Linked DNA regions of Homo sapiens: region 2 is linked to region 1. The links are chromatin loops, found by intact Hi-C in ENCODE. Cell type or tissue: PC-3. All regions are shown on one strand. Each heading gives the region's core, and the rest is flanking DNA. Links, peaks and the distances in the headings are about the cores only.

Region 1 (7,038 bases), core at 322-2,821:
GGATTACGGGCATGTACCACCGTGCCCAGCTAATTTTTGCATTTTTAGTAGAGATGGGGTTTCGCCATGTTGGCTAGGCTGATCTCAAACTCCTGACCTCAAGTGATCCACCCACCTCGGCCTCCCAAAGTGCTGGGATGACAGGCGTGAGCCACTGTGCCTGGCCAGAGATGAGACTTCTATGTGTGGTGCTAAAAGAGTGAATAAAAACATTAGATACTACACTGGACATGCTTCTAAGAGCTTAGTCATCTCACCTAAGTTCTGGGACCAACTCCCATTTTCTTAGGATTCCTTGGGCCCCCTTACCACCCCCCCGCCGCTCTGCCCCGCTCATTATGAAAGTTTGGACATCACTCTGTCTCTCTGGGTTCCAGACTACCTTTCTGAAAATGGGGTGGTTGGACTGGCTGAAAGCTCAGGTTCTTCTTTCCTTCTAATGTTCTAAGAATCTACTTATTTCACAGAGTTCTGTATAAATCCACTGACCAAGTTTTCTAAACCAAAACCAAAAACATGTCTGATGAAGGAAGTATCTTTTTTCTTCTTTGCTAACTTACATGAAAAGGCTTATAAAGGTATATAGTGATTGCAGACTTAAGCAGTCACCCTTATCATTATTATTATTATTATTTGAGTCAAGAGGCTTGCTCTGTTGCCCAGGCTGGAGTGCAGTGGCGCAATACTGGCTCACTGCAACCTCTGCCTCCCAGTTTCAAGCAATTCTCCTGCCTCAGCCTCCTGAGTAGCTGGGAATCCAGGCGCCCACCACCACATCCAGCTGATTTCTCTATTTTTAGTAGAGATGGGGTTTCACCATGTTGGCCAGGCTGGTCTCAAACTCCTGACCTCAAGTGATCTGCCTGCCTTGGCCTCCCAAAGTGCTGGGATGATAGGCGTGAGCCACCGCGCCTGGCCTCACCCTTATCAAAAAGAAGTAGGTCACATAGAAGACAATAACCAGCAAGCATTTGTGTATCCATTTACTCAGTATTGGAAAGTTTGACATTGAGAGCTTTCTGGAAAATGGGTTTGGGCGCTGCTTACGTGTCCGTGGTTGTACTCTACTTCACCAAACTTCTTCCAGAAGCATAGAAGAGTGGACTGTGGAGTGAGGCTCATGACCTCCAGCCCCATGAGGACTTTGGGAGGTTAGCTTCTGCCCTGGCAAGGGTGCCCTAACTCAGGACACCTGGGTAATGGGGACTAGTCACAGATGCTCTAGTCCCATCTGGATGTTTGGCCAAAAATAGTTTTCCTTAGCTCAGTCACTCACCAGTCCTTTAACCTTGCCCTTTGAATGGTTTTAGGTGTTTCCGAAAAATCCAATCCACCCTCCAAGGTGGAAAGTGTGCCATCTCTGCCCATAATCCAAATGGCGTGCCTGAGGCATAGAAAGCAGCTTTCAGGGAGGCCTTCCTTCCTCTGAGCAATGGTGGCATCATCAGAAAAGTGGAGCTCCTCCAAAAGGATCTGCTGGAAGCAGAGGACGCCCATGTGTAAGTGGAAGTCCCAGGATGTTTGTTTTATAAAGTGTTACATCACGGCCCTACCTTGCCCCAGCCCTGGTGTGGCTCACTGGGAAGCTGCTGGGAAAGGAGCCAAATAGGAACTAGGCCAGGGCCTCCTGGAGCCCAGAAGGGCCCTGGGGGCAGGTCAGTGGGCACACACAGTTGCAGAGAAGAGGGGGCCCTTGTCTGGAGGCTGAGAGTTTGGAAGAGTACTTTTTTTTTTTTTTTTTGAGACACAGTCTTACTCTGTCACCCAGGCTGGAGTGGTGCAGTGGCACAATCTTGGCTCACTGCAGCCTCTGCCTCCTGGGTTCAAGTTATTCTTATGCCTCAGCCTCCTGAGTAGCTGGGACTACAGGCGTGCACCACCACTCCTGGCTAATTTTTTGTATTTTTAGTAGAGACAGGTTTTCGCCATGTTGGCCAGGCTGGTCTCAAATTCCCGACCTCAAATGATCCGCCCGTCTCAGCCTCCCAAAGTGTTGGGATTACAGGTGTGAGCCGCCGCACCCGGCCTGGAGGAGTTCATTTTCATGGGGAAAGTGATGTTTATCATTATTTTGCTTCCCACTTCCTTGTCTTTTTCAGTGGGCAGAAGTCAGAGTCCCATTAAGCCTGTACCGAGTCAGTATTCAGACATGCCATCCGACACGTGGACAGAAGCTTTGCCATCTGCCTACTTGGCTTGTCTGTTTCAAGCCCTTCACTGGTGGCCCTGGGTCCACAGAGTAAAGTCCAAACACCTTAGCCTGGCACCCAGGACCCTCTGAGGCCTGCCCTGCCCACCCTCCCAGCCTCTTTTGCCACTCCAGCTCCCTGAGCCACTGATGTTCCACAGACCCTGCCCCTGCCATCGTAACGTGGGTCACGTGGTGTGGGCACCTTTGTTTCCTGCCTCCATCCTGCCTTCCCCTCCCCGCAACTCTCCCTTTGAAATCAGGACCATGATTTTCTTCTCTCCATATGTTCAGTTTCTAGCCTGGTTCCTGGCTCACAAAGCCATTCAATATTGTCAAGTTGAAACTGGGTTTAGTAGCACCTGTGGGCTATTGGGAACAAAAGAAAGCAAGCGAGGCTGTGCTGAAAAGTGGTCATTTGTGGTTGCTATACGAGTGATTAGCTCAGGAGAATTTCTCCCCACGTGCTATCTAAGATTAGGGGAACAAAAGACCCTGGGTGTTCTTCCTTTAGTCAGTTGTTTGTTGATTCATTCCATACGTGTCTGCTGAGTGCCACCTGTGTGCAAGTGGCAGGCAGGACAAGGGAGGACCCTCTGTGGCTGGGCCGGGTTCCTGGGGACCAGCAGGGAATTGATAAGAGCCAAGAGAAGCCTCGCTTTTACCCAGTGCCTAAGGAAACTGCCTCTTTTGTTTTATTTTCTCCTAAGCGCCTGGTGACTCCCTCTGACCCAACAAGTTGCAGCACCTCTGCTGGGCTTTGCCACTGCCCCATTTTTGCCAGAGCCTCACCCTGGTGGGGCCCCACCTCTGGGAAGCCCCAGCGCCTGCAAGATTTTTTCCTCTCGTGACAGGGAGCAGCATGCGGAGGGCCCTTGCACAACCTGGGTCTTCAGGAAGGTGAGTGCTCTGCCCAGGGGCAGTGTGAGCTCTGCGTCCCTGCCAAGTCAGAGGCGGGACCATCCGAAGGGCCTGTGGCTGGGGTCTGCTACACCGAGCCTTGCGGGCCCTCCAAGGGGTAGGGTACCCTGAGGGCAGTGCTCCCTGTCTCTGTTCTAACAGCTGTGAGCACTTGCTCTGTGCCAGCGCCCCTGCCAGGTGCCAGGGAGAAGGAGGGGAGGCCAAGGAGGTCCCTGTGCTCCAGGAGCTCATGGTCCAGAGGGGAGGCTGCCCCCAGGCTTGTGCTCTCTAGGTTCTGGTCCCTGGGACAGTGGTCACACAGACAAAGGAGGTGGACGCAGCCGAGGGAGCAGGGGCCTGGGTTTGGAAAGGCTCGTCCAGGGCCAGGGAGAGTTAGGGAGGGGCCTGCAGCACCCAGGGCAAGAATAAGACCTGTGGGCACCAAGGGAGGCTCCCGCCCACAAGCCCAGCTTTCCTCTGGGAGAGGACTGAGGGCTGTGAAGGGGAGAGCAGAGGAGGAGTCACTCTGGGGAGCAGCCTCTCACCCCCAGGGGCTGCTACTTCACCCAGCTCCAGCCTCCATCAGTCCATCCAAATCCTGGCTGACAGCAGGGCCCCGCCATCGTAGAAGGCAGGTCGGCCTCCACATGCGGGCACAGAATGTTTCCCTTTGGCATTCCATGCCCTGTATGGCTCAGGGCCCAGGCAGGCAGTTCAGCAGAGGGAATTTAGCAAGAGAACTAGTTACAGAGATGACATGTCTTACAGCTGCAGGAAGCCACTATCACCCAGAGGACTGGGGATGAAAGGGGACGAGGGTCCCCAGCAGCGTGGCAGCCACCTGTGGGCTGTCCCAGAGAAACCCACTGACCACCAAGGGCAAGCAGCTAGTGCTGGGGAGGCTGCGAAGCCAAGAGAGGGAGAGGGAGATGGAGACAGAGAGGAGGGACAGGAGCCAGCTCTCCCCTCCGCCCATCCTCCAGGCTCCCACCAGCACTTCCCAGTCAGAAGCCTGTTGACAAGAGATCCCGGTCAGTGTCATTTTCCAAGGCCAGCCCTGTCCACTCCACCAGAGAAACAGCAGAGGCACAGTGGGAGTGGGGAATGGGTCTGAGAGCGGGCGGGCAAGGGCAGGCTCGGCCCCTTGGCGGTAGGCCCGTCAGAGTCTTCCTTCTGCCTTCTTGTAGGACAGTTTCTAACCAGAGTTCTGGTAAGCACTGGTGACATTTCACATTGGCTTAAGCAATAAGGAAAAGCAGTCATCTCACGTAGCAACGTGGCTTGGGGAAGGGAGTCTCCAGTTTCATGTATTCGGAGCCTCAAGAACAACGTTGAAGACCTGGATTCTTTTCCTGTTTTTGCAGTTCCTTGCCCAGGTGTTGGCCCAGCTCTCTTCATGGTTCCAAGAAGGCTGCCCCAGGAAGGCTTGTGGACAGAGGGAGAAGCATCTCTTCCTCTATGTCTCTTTTTATCTAAGAAACCAGTTTGACCAGCATCCTTCCCCTCGGCTCCCCAGGAGGAATGCACGGATCCCTTCGCCTTCCCCCATCCCTCCATGGTTGACTAAACCCACTAGGATCCACTCTTTTGCGTGGAAATGGGTTCAGGCCTCCCACGAAGAGCATGAAGATGCCCTCTGTTATGGGTTACATTATGTCCCCTGCCCCCGAGACCGTATGTTGAGTCCTAACCCTAGTATTGCAGAACGTGAATTTATTAGGAGATAGGGTCTTTATGGAGGTCATTAAGTTAAATGAGGGTGTTAGGGTGGGCTGGTGTCCTGATATAAAGGGGAAATTTGGGGCTGGGTGTAGTGGCTCACACATATAATCCCAGTGCCTCGAGAGGCCAAGGCAGGAGGATTGCTTGAGGGCAGGAGTTCAAGACCAGCTTGGGTAACATAGGGAGACCGGTATCTATAAAAAAAATTAAAAACAAAAAAATTAGCCGAGTGTGGTGGTGCATGCCTGTAGTCCCAGCTACTCAGGAGGCTGAGGTGGGAGGATCGCTTGAGTCCAGGAATTTGAGGCTGCAGTGAGCCATAAAAAGATGGGGGACGATGGAGACGCACAGGGAAAACACCTTGTGAATGCGGCAGAGATAAGGGTGATGCCTCTACACACCGAGGAACTTCAGAGACAACCAGTAAGTCACTGGGAGCTCGGGGAAGGCACAGCGCAGATGCTCGCTGCCCTCAGAGGGAAGCCAGCCCGCCAACCCCTTGATCTCAGACCTCTGGCCCCTGGAACTGTGAGATGATAGATTTCTGTCGTTTAAGCACAGTGGTGCTGTGTTATAGCAGCCCTAGGGAACCATCCACTATCAGAACAAAAGCAGGGCTGGACTGCTAGAAGAAAGGAGAGGAGAATGGCAGAGGATACCCACCTTGGGGCTGAATCTGAGATCACTCCAGGGCTCCCCAGGTTGTTTTGAAGAATGGAGATGGATTTGTGCAGGGCTCACTGTAGAAGCTCAGTGCAGCATGCGACGCTTATAAGGCTGCAATCCCCAGAGCTCAGTCCCTGAAGAGCGCTGCATTCACAGACATCAGCCAGCAGACAAACCAGTACCTATTGTCCCTGACCCCCAGAATCCAGCAGACATATAAAAGATGGTTGTTAACCCCACTAAGTTTTGGGGTAATTTGTTATGCAGCCATGCAACTGAAAGAAGCAGCTACAATATTTTTATAATGAAATTCTTAGCCAGGACCCTCATAGCCTAGCAAGAAGTTCTGTCTGGAAGAGCCCAGCTTTGGGGTTGGGTATGTCTGGGTTTTAATATGTCAAGAGGGCAGGCCCTGGAGACGGAGCACATGGATTTGAATCCCAGCCTCTCATAGGCAGGTTAATTAATTTCCCTGAATCTCAGTTTCTTCATCTCTCAATGGAGAAAATAATAGAAGCCACCTCACGGGAATTAAATGAGATTATTTACGCACAGCACCAAGGCTGTGGCTACTGTATTTGACCCCTGAAACAGTTAATTTTTCTTGACATCCCTTCCTTGGTATATGTATTAGTCAGGGTTCTCTAGAGGGACAGAACTAATAGGATATCTCTCTCTCTATAGATTTATATAAAGGGGAGTTTATTAAGTATTAACTTACACAATCACAAGGTCCTGCAATAGGTCGTCTGCAGGCTGAGGAGCAAGGAGAGCCAGTTCAAGTCCCAAAACTGAAGAACTTGGAGTCTGATGTTCGAGTCCAGGAAGCATCCAGCACAGGAGAAAGATGGAAGCTGGGAGGCCAGGCCTGACTCTCCTTTTCATGTTTTTCTGCCTGCTTTATATCCGCTGGCAGCTGATTAGGTGGTGCCCACCAGATTAAGGGTGGATCTGCCTTCCCCAGCCCACTGACTCAAATGTTAATCTCTTTTGGCAACACCCTCACAGACACACCCAGGATCAATACTGTCAGTTCAATCAAGTTGACACTCAGTATGAACCATCGCAATACAATAGGATTACTTTCTGTGATAACCTGTGTAAAAATAGGCAGTCATGATTTTCCTGTTGTGTTCTTCAGGTGTAAAACAAAAAATTTTAAAAGAAGAAACTTCAATTTTAAAGATATTATTCAAACTAAGTTAAACATTTTGTGTATAAATTAAAACAATAAATTTTGTTTGCATGTATCAAACAAAAATATTCCATCTTGCAGTTAACATTTTCACTGTTTAAATTTTCAACACCAAAATCCCATGTGTAATGATGGAATTTAACTGGTTAAATGCTGCCTCTTTGCCTTCACAATCACAGTGGTACTGTTTCTTGCAAATGTCATGAGAGTTGGAGATATGTCTTGCTCCTGTTTTGGGCGCAAAGGTGAGGTGGTCAGTTGTTGGTCTGGGACTTTCAGTGCTAAAATCAGAAAAGTCCTGGGTGAACCGGAACAAGTTGGCCCGCCAGCTGAAGGACTGAAAAAACTTTGGACACTTTCCCAATGA
Region 2 (8,746 bases), core at 2,488-4,987, 220 kb after region 1:
GAGGATACACAGCAAATTATTAACAGTATTTACCTAAGGAAACAGGAATAGGACAGGGTGGAAGGGAATTACACTTTTCACTTTGTGTTCTTGTCTATCATTTGATTTTGTAATGATAAAACAAAAACATAAACAAAGATGTTTTAAGATTGTTTAATATATTAACTACCTTAAAAGCAAACCCTTCAATATACTTAGGAGGTTCTGACCTCATTAATCTTTTAATATTATTACAAGTAGGTATGTTGCAAAGATGAATAATCGAAGGGAAACCTTTTTAAACTACAGCAGGTAATTCCAAATGGTCTAGTCTTCTATGTCTTCTCAAAATGAGTTAATAAATTTTATGGACATAAAAAAGAAAAGTTGCATTCCAAAAACACAAAATGGGTATGCAGATAACTTCCAGTGTAAATACAAAATGTATTTTTAAGCACACTGATTTTCTATTACCTAAATTTGAATATTTCCATTGCCAAACCTCCCCTCTTAGGCACTTCAAAAAGCACAAAATGCAAACATTTAGTTTGACAATATTATGATAACTAAGAACTAAAGAAGAAACTAAAATCTGAGATGTAATATGAAAATCAATGTAAAATGAATTTGTTAAGCCTGATCTGACTATGCTTATGAAACTGCAAGCTGCTAATAATCAAGGAATTTCCGGAAGCCCAGTCTTTGAGCATCCCTACCTCCTATCCCTTCAACATGTCCTAGGCTGGTCTTAAACCAGCTGCTGGAAGAGCAGCACGTTCTAATACATAACTTCTCTTAGCACATTGCCTGGTGTCTAGCCTAGACTGCCCTGTAAGGACCCTAAAAACTATTTTCTCAGGGAAACTCTTGTAAAACTTCCCCTTGGTAATCTCAAGTAACCTGACTACCAAGAGAAAGCTTGATTTAGACATAACAGTATTCAAACACATTCAACATAGTTTTACATAATATCTGTCAGATCAAACTTAGTGTCCCATTTCAAATATTAATCTTTTTTTAAAATACAACTTCAACTTCTTTGTTAGACTCTGGGGGTACGTGCAGGTTTGTTACACTGGTATATTGCATAATGCTGAGGTTTGCAGTGTGACTGATCCCGTCACCCAGGCAGTGAGCATGGTAGCCAACAGTTAGTTTTCAACCCTTGCCTCCCTCCCTCCCTTCCCCATCCAGTAATCCCCAGTGTCTAGTGTTGTCATCTTTATGGTCATGAGTACCCAACGGTTAGCTCCCACTCATAAGTGAGAACACGCAGTATTTGGTTTTCTGTTCCTGTCTTAATTCACTTAGGGTAACAGCCTCCAGCTGCATCCATGTTGCTGCAAAGAACATTCTTTCATTCTTTTTTGTGGCTGCATTAATCTCTCAACATAAAAATAATTTGAGTAAAAAAAAAACCATTAATTCCATCCATATGAAACTGGTTTAATAAATTATAGTACAAACAACAGAATGCTATCTGTAAACTATCATTTTTTTTTTTGAGACGGAGTCTCGCTCTGTCACCCAGGCGGGAGTGCAGTGGCCCAATCTTCATTCACTGCAACCTCCGCCCCCCTGCCTCAGCCTCCCAAATAGCTGGGATTACAGGTGTGTGCCACCACACCCGGCTAATTTTTGTATTTTTAGTAGAGACGGTGTTTCGCCATATTGGCCAGGCTGGTCTCAAACTCCTGATCTCAAGTAATCTGCCTGCCTTGGCCTCCCAAAGTGCTAGGATTAGTGAGCCACTGCGCCTGGCCTGTAAATTTTTTTAAAATTAGTTTAGCATCGTAAGTAATTATAAGTACCAATAAGATGTATATTATATACTGTTATGTCTAAAAAAAAAAAAGCAAATGGAGAACTACAGTAGAATACAATTTCAGTTTGGTAAACCACTTTAAAAAATATGTATGTACACATATGCATATTGGCATATAGCACTTAGGAAAAAAAATTTGAAAGGATACTACTCCAAACCATTCAAGTGTTACCTCTGGGGTGTAGGATTTGGTGACTGGAAGGTATAAAAGGGCACTTTTTAAAATTACATGCTTCTGACATATTTGCATTTTTTAAAACTATGAGTATTTATCATTATTTTAAGTGAAAAATGCAAATCTACAAAAAACTATTGGTAAGTGTGAAGGACATTGATTCAAAGATATTATCATTTAAAAGAAAAATGTTGTGTACATTCATCTCAATATTTACTGAATGTTACTCTACAGGATGTTCAAGCTATCACCTCATTATCATCCTGCTCTAAGGAATCAAGCAACTCAGTCTTTAAATAAAAATTCCAATCAAATATAAAACAAATATTCTAAAAAATAAAGTCAACATATGCTTACCTCTATGGTTCCTGTGGCAAACAAGCCATGCACTGAATTTATGTCACAAACATTATTCTCCCTAACACAGGAAAGCAGTAAGAAAGAATGAATTAGTTAGCACCTACTTTAGTGGGGAAGGAATATTAAATAAATAAACAGTCAACCCAAATTCTGAGTAGAAAGAAGACACACAGATTCTCTCTTACTAATCTGCAAATGGAAAACACCAAGGTATGAAAGGGTTAAGTGCTTGGCTCAGTCACTGGAGTTTCTGATCCCCAGGGTGACACTCTACCTGCTAGGTGACAAACAAGGAGGGACTTCCTTCTGAAATACTATTCCACTACCATGAGAAGAAAGGGTCACTCTATTTTTCAAGGTATTTTCTTCCAAGGCAGGTAACATTCTTAAAAGAACACACGCTATCACCATGACAATCCTGAGCCTTGACAGGCTTGTCCTGGGTACATCATTCTAAGTCTCATTTTCTTTCTCTGTAAAATGGATATTTCACCTACCTCGGGGGGTTGTTATGGGGATTAAATGAAAAAGACTGCAAAGCGTTCAGCAGTATCTGGGGTACAGAGGACACTCAATATAATGCATTTGTGAAGTTACTACTACAAGTTTTTTTTTTAATAAAAATAAAAGCATTTCTACCCAATGTGAAATAAAAAAAAATTAGAGTTTATTTGGTTCTTATCACAACATGTTCACCTAACCTTTAAAAATCCTCTCAAAGCAATACGAGAAATTCAGCAAGCTCTTCATATACACAATGAGAAGTAATCCAGCTTCCACCCTTGACTAGTTGTGTGGCCTTGGGCAAACTACTTACCTCTCTGAGCCTCAGCTGCCCTATCTGTAAAATGGTACTTACCACAAAAATCTGTTCTAAGTTTAAAATGAGATAATAAAGGTAAAATGACTGAATAACACCTGGCACAAAGTGCTTTCCTACTGTGTTTATCACTATTATTTGTTGTGATGATGATGATGATGGATTCATTCCTAAAAATTTTTGCTGCATAGTACATATGTGTAGACTATAATGTATGATAAAAGGAAACCTTTAAAAACCTTAAATGTCCGCTAGCAGAGCATAAAAATTTAAAAATGGCACTCCAAATTAATTCAAAAGTTCTCCACAGGAGAAAATATCACAAAACAAAACCATGAATGTAAATTTAAAGAACACTACAAGTAATAATAATAAACTGAGTATTTTTAACTGACTTAAAGTTGAGTAGATGAAAAAAAGCTTTCATTTAATTTTTAAAGTAATCACCAGATCTTTCAGTGAATTTTTTGTCTGAGAATAAATTCAACAGTACTTTTTAACTAAGTTGCTGGGAGTTTTGCTTAATTGCAATAGTTTATGTTACTTGTTAACAAACTGAGCATCTGGCTCCACCTCCTGGTCAAAATGTATATAGCAGAATTACTAAAACTACTCACGCAGCATCAGTTTGTAGAGGATTCAGGTATCGTCCTTGTTCTAAGTTTAACCTATAAACTTCAGAACTGTAAAGTAATAAAGAAAGTTAAAAACCTGCTAAACTACAATGAAACTTTAAGTAAATATAAATTTTATAAATATATATATTACTCATAAGCCACCACTTCCTTTTGTAACACTGATACAAAAACGTATTCTAAATCTGAAAAATATCCACTTTATGAATTTGTTCATGTATAAAAGTGATTTAAACCATTCATGTGCCAAGGAAATATGAAGTCATTACGTAGAATACTATTTACAAATAAGATGGAGAATACAAGATCCAAAAGTATATGTAATGTATCTACATATGTATATAAGAAAGGACTAGAAGGAAATATAATAAGGATCCTCTCTGGGTGGTGTAATTATGGCTGAATTTTTTCTTTTTTTTTGTTTTTTTGTTTTTGATATGGGGTTTTGCTCTTATTGCCCAGGCTGGAGTGCAATAGCGCAATCTCAGCTCACGGGCGCCACTCACTACACCCGGCTAATTTTTTGTATTTTTAGTAGAGACAGGGTTTCACCATGTTGGCCAGGCTGGTCTCAAACTATTTTTTTGTATTTTTAGTAGAGGCGAGGTTTCACCATGTTGGCCAGGCTGGTCTTGAACTCCTGACCTCAGGTGATCTGCCCACCTCAGCCTCCCAAAGTGCTGGATTACAAGCATGAGCCACCATGCCCAGCCTGAATTTTTTCTTTTCTATATTTTCCCAATTTTCTAAAATGGGTATGTATTTGTATATATATATATATTTTTATTTTTTATATATATATATATACACACACACACACATACACACACACATATATACACACACACACACACACACACACACACAAACATAATAGCCACCAGTCAAATACCTGGTCAAATGCTACCTTTTTGATGACCATAAAAATAACACAGGGCTGGGCAGCGGTGGCTCACGCCTGTAATCCCAACACTTTGGGAGGCTGAGGTGGGCGGATCACGAGGTCAAGAGACCGAGACCATCCTTGCCAATATGGTGAAACCCTGTCTCTACTAAAAATACAAAAATTACCTGGGCGTGGCGGCGCATGCCTGTAATCCCAGCTACTCGGGAGGATGGGGCAGGAGAATCGCTTGAACCTGGGAGGTGGAGGTTACAGTGAGTGGAGATTGCACCACTGCACTCCAGCCTGGCGACAGAGCGAGACTCCATCTCAAATAATAATAATAATAATAATGATAATAATAATAATAAAGGCCAGGTACAGTAGCTCACACCTGTAATCCCAACATTTTGTGAGGCCAAAGCAAGAGGATCTTTTGAGCCCAGGAATTCAAGACCAGCCTGGGAAACATAGTGAGACCCCATCTTTATAAAAAACTAATAATAAAACCAAAAAGGTACTTAGAATAAAAAGTTTTGAAATACTGTGCAATAGGGCTAAGAAACTGACTTTATCAACTAGATTATACATGTCTATCTCCAAATTTAGCACCATACTAACAGAAGCCAAAGATATCACTCCTAAATGAGTCACATGTAGGAATTATACCTTCACTTTCAGCAACTTAAAAGCAAAGATCATGTCTTATTCTTCTTTAAAGAAATTAGTCCTTCAAATACTGCTGTATTTTCAGGGGAAAAAAAAGGGATATTTCTATTGAAATTGTACTGAATTTTTGCCTACAATTTATCTCGTTAAATATTGTAAATAAATTGCTAATACTAATAGCCAAAAAGATACACTAATTGCTTTGTTAAAAACAAAACAAAACAGGGCCGGGCACCGTGGCTCATGTCTGTACTCCCAGCACTTTGGGAGGCCGAGGTGGGTGGATCACCTGAGGTCAGGAGTTCGAGACCAGCCTGGCCAACAAGGTGAAACATCGCCTCTACTAAAAATACAAAAATTAGCTGGGCATGGTGGCAGGCGCCCATAGTCTCAGCTACTCAGGAGGCTGGGGCTGGAGAATCACTTGAACCTGGGAGGCAGAGGTTGCAGTGAGCCAAGATCGTACCACTGCACTGCAGCCTGGGTGACAGTGTGAGACTCCCTCTCAAAAAAAGAAAATGAAACAAACAAACAAAAAAAACAGAAAAAACAAAACAAAAAGACATGGGTAGGTAGTGGTGTTCTAAAGTTATGACATCTGTCCTAATTAGTTTCTTAAATACATTTACTACTTAATGGTTTTGAAACAACTGTTTTTTAAATTTTTGAAAACTTGCTAATAAACTTTTGTTCAGAATTTAGTAGACTGTTTAATGTAGGACATCAACTACATAATGAAAGATGCTTTAAATGCTTTTGTCATTTCATGCAAATCAAATTAAATCAAACTATCAAATTACCAAAAATAATAACAATAAAACCCTCTCCCAATTTTTTTAAACTAGAGTCCATAACCACATATGACCTATTAATCACAAAGTGATCAGATAGAAACTGATTACTGACATGAAGCAAACTTAAGGTCGAGACAAAAGTCTAGAAGATAAACAGATAAATAAAACAATACTATGTCTCATAAATTGTGGCAACCGGGCTAAACTGAAAAGGCTCACACACTTCCCATCAGTATTTCCCAATGAGGCACATAACTATCACAGATATTTTTAACATTAGAAAATATTGTATTAAGCAAAACAACAGTTGTTAAAACAGTATATGGTACTTATAAGTAAACCAATATGTAGAAAATAGAATTTTTTGCCTATCCTGTGTTTTCTTTTCTTTTTTTTTTTTTTTTTACAAGAGCCACGTATCACTTTTTTATTAAAGCAAGTTACCTAAACAGAGAAAATGTACACGAAATTTAGGAACAGAAGTTGGTTGTTTTAGGAGGTGAAAAGGAGAAAAAGGGACTGGATCCAATACCTTGCACCAACAAAGTACAAGTCACAGGATGGATAGTGGTAAGAGAAATCTCTCCCAAACTTTGGTATTCTGGTTTTGTAGTAAAAACCTGATTGCGAATGAAATTCAATGTATCTATCATTATGTAAGAAGACAATCTGAAAATAAAACAAAAAAATTAGTTTGCTTAGGTTTCTAGTTAGGTGTTTACTTCATTATCGCTAAAAAACTGGCAAACCAAGGAAAACCCTTACCTCTCTCTCACTTTCTGTATCTAAACACACATGTCCATGCACACACACTCCACTGGGATTAAGAATGAAAACACTCCATCGGCTCCTTAATGCCTTCCTGTATCCTGATAGCTTTTCTGCAAACCTTACATACTAATTAAAGACTTGAAACAAACGCCCTTCATTTACATGGCACCAGCATGTCATAACATAGAGCACTCTCATGGTACCCTCAATGATCAGTTCCCTCTTTCACTTGGGAACACATTTAAATAATCCTGGCCGGGCATGGTGGCTCACACCTGTAATCCCAGCACTTTGGGAGGACAAGGCGGGTGGGTCACCTGAGGTAGGGAGCTTGAGACCAGCCTGACCAACATGGAGAAACCCCATCTCTACTAAAAACACAAAATTAGCTGGGCATGGTGGCGCATGCCTGTAATCCCAGCTACTCAGGAGGCTGAGGCAGGAAAATCGCTTGAACCCAGGAGCCGGAGGATGCAGTGAGCCGAGATTGTGCCGTTGAACTCCAGCCTGGGCAACAAGAGTGAAACTCTTGTCTCAAAAAATAAAAAACAAAAAATAATAATAATCCCACCATTATCACACAAGTTATGATAAACTCCTTGTATACATTTGACTTTAGTGTACTAAAGGGGTATCTTAAACATCAACAGATGGTATTTAAAGGCAAATTTGTCAGTATTTAGAGAAAATACATTCTAAAATGACATGTTCCAAAACGTATGATAAATGATACCATAGACAAAAGGATAAGCTGTACCCCATAGTTTCCAAAACTGAAAATATAAAGCCATGTCAGCTAAGAAAATTCAATTTTCTTTCAAGATGCCATTTGACATCACTAAAAATGTTTCATTTTAAATTCAAGAGTTTACTGACAATTTTATAATTGTTGAAAGTGATTATAAGAGTTGAAAGATGGGTCGGGGGCAGTTGCTCACGCCTGTAATCCCAACACTTTGGGAGGCCAAGTCAGGTGGATCACTTGAGGTCAAGAGTTTGAGACCAGCCTGGCCAACCTGGTAAAACCATATCTCCACTAAAAACACAAAAATTAGCCAGGTGTGGAAGCACATGCCTGTAGTTCCAGCTACTCAGGAGGCAGAGGCAGGAGAATCACTTGAACTCGGGAGGCTGATGCTGCAATGAGCTGAAATTACGCCACTGCCCCTCCGGCCTGGGTGACAGAGCAAGGCCCTGTCTCCAAAAAAAAAGAGTTGAAAGATGGACTAATGGCACCAAAAAAGAGAAATAAATCTACTTAGCTATATTTTGAACTGTTTCAGAATATACCACAACCATTTGCAAAGTTAAAAAAAAATTAAACACACAACCCTGCTAGTTTACATTTCACATATAAATAAGAAAATGAAAGCAACCTGGCAAATAAATCTAGGTTAAACGTAATAATCAGAATCACAAATCTAGAATACAGGATGATATAAAAGATGACTGCTGCCAATTCTTAAAAATACAAATAAGGTTTCATATACGATATGAAAAATTACCTTTGATATTAGATTGGCCAAAGGCTATCCGTATCACTGTATTAATATTAATAAAAAATGATGGGTTACATTTTACTACACAGCCATTTTTGTTTAACAATAGAACTACACAGCCATTTTAGTTTAACAATAAAAATATTATAAAACTGCTTATCATTAAAATAAATTCCACTCACTCATTTCTTGGGTCTAGTCAGTACAAACCAATGCTATAAAACATACCTTTGAGTAGTCATCAGACAAAATTTCAAAGGTGACAACTGAAAAACAAGAAATAGGAAAAATACAATTATCAAACAATATTCTTAGTAACAACGCAAACCTGATGCA

What was found. Peaks named below come from ENCODE experiments on the same cell type or tissue, not always from the same donor. Only the 100,000 strongest peaks of a DNase experiment are listed, where the experiment ranks them.
Region 2: a loop joins it to region 1, with 4 times the contacts of the local background. A loop is called at or near these places in 54 of 110 quality-filtered maps.

What each region holds. Positions count from the first base shown.
Region 1 is chr2:10,450,971-10,458,008 of GRCh38, forward strand. It overlaps ODC1-DT (ODC1 divergent transcript), which reads left to right. Exons shown (of 5, transcript NR_110597.1): 3 at 1,311-1,499; 4 at 2,899-3,088; 5 at 4,453-4,582. Among named protein-coding and RNA genes, the nearest start is that of ODC1-DT, 4.8 kb to the left of the region's middle. In PC-3, for the core only: no CTCF peak of the experiment used is centred there; a DNase peak (open chromatin) is centred at 1,571; H3K27ac peaks cover 2,294 bases.
Region 2 is chr2:10,664,882-10,673,627 of GRCh38, forward strand. NOL10 (nucleolar protein 10) reads right to left here. Exons shown (of 21, transcript NM_024894.4): 5 at 8,639-8,676; 6 at 6,673-6,809; 7 at 3,777-3,842; 8 at 2,337-2,397. Among named protein-coding and RNA genes, the nearest start is that of NOL10, 21 kb to the right of the region's middle. In PC-3, for the core only: a CTCF peak has its summit at 3,718 (motif pointing left); a DNase peak (open chromatin) is centred at 3,740.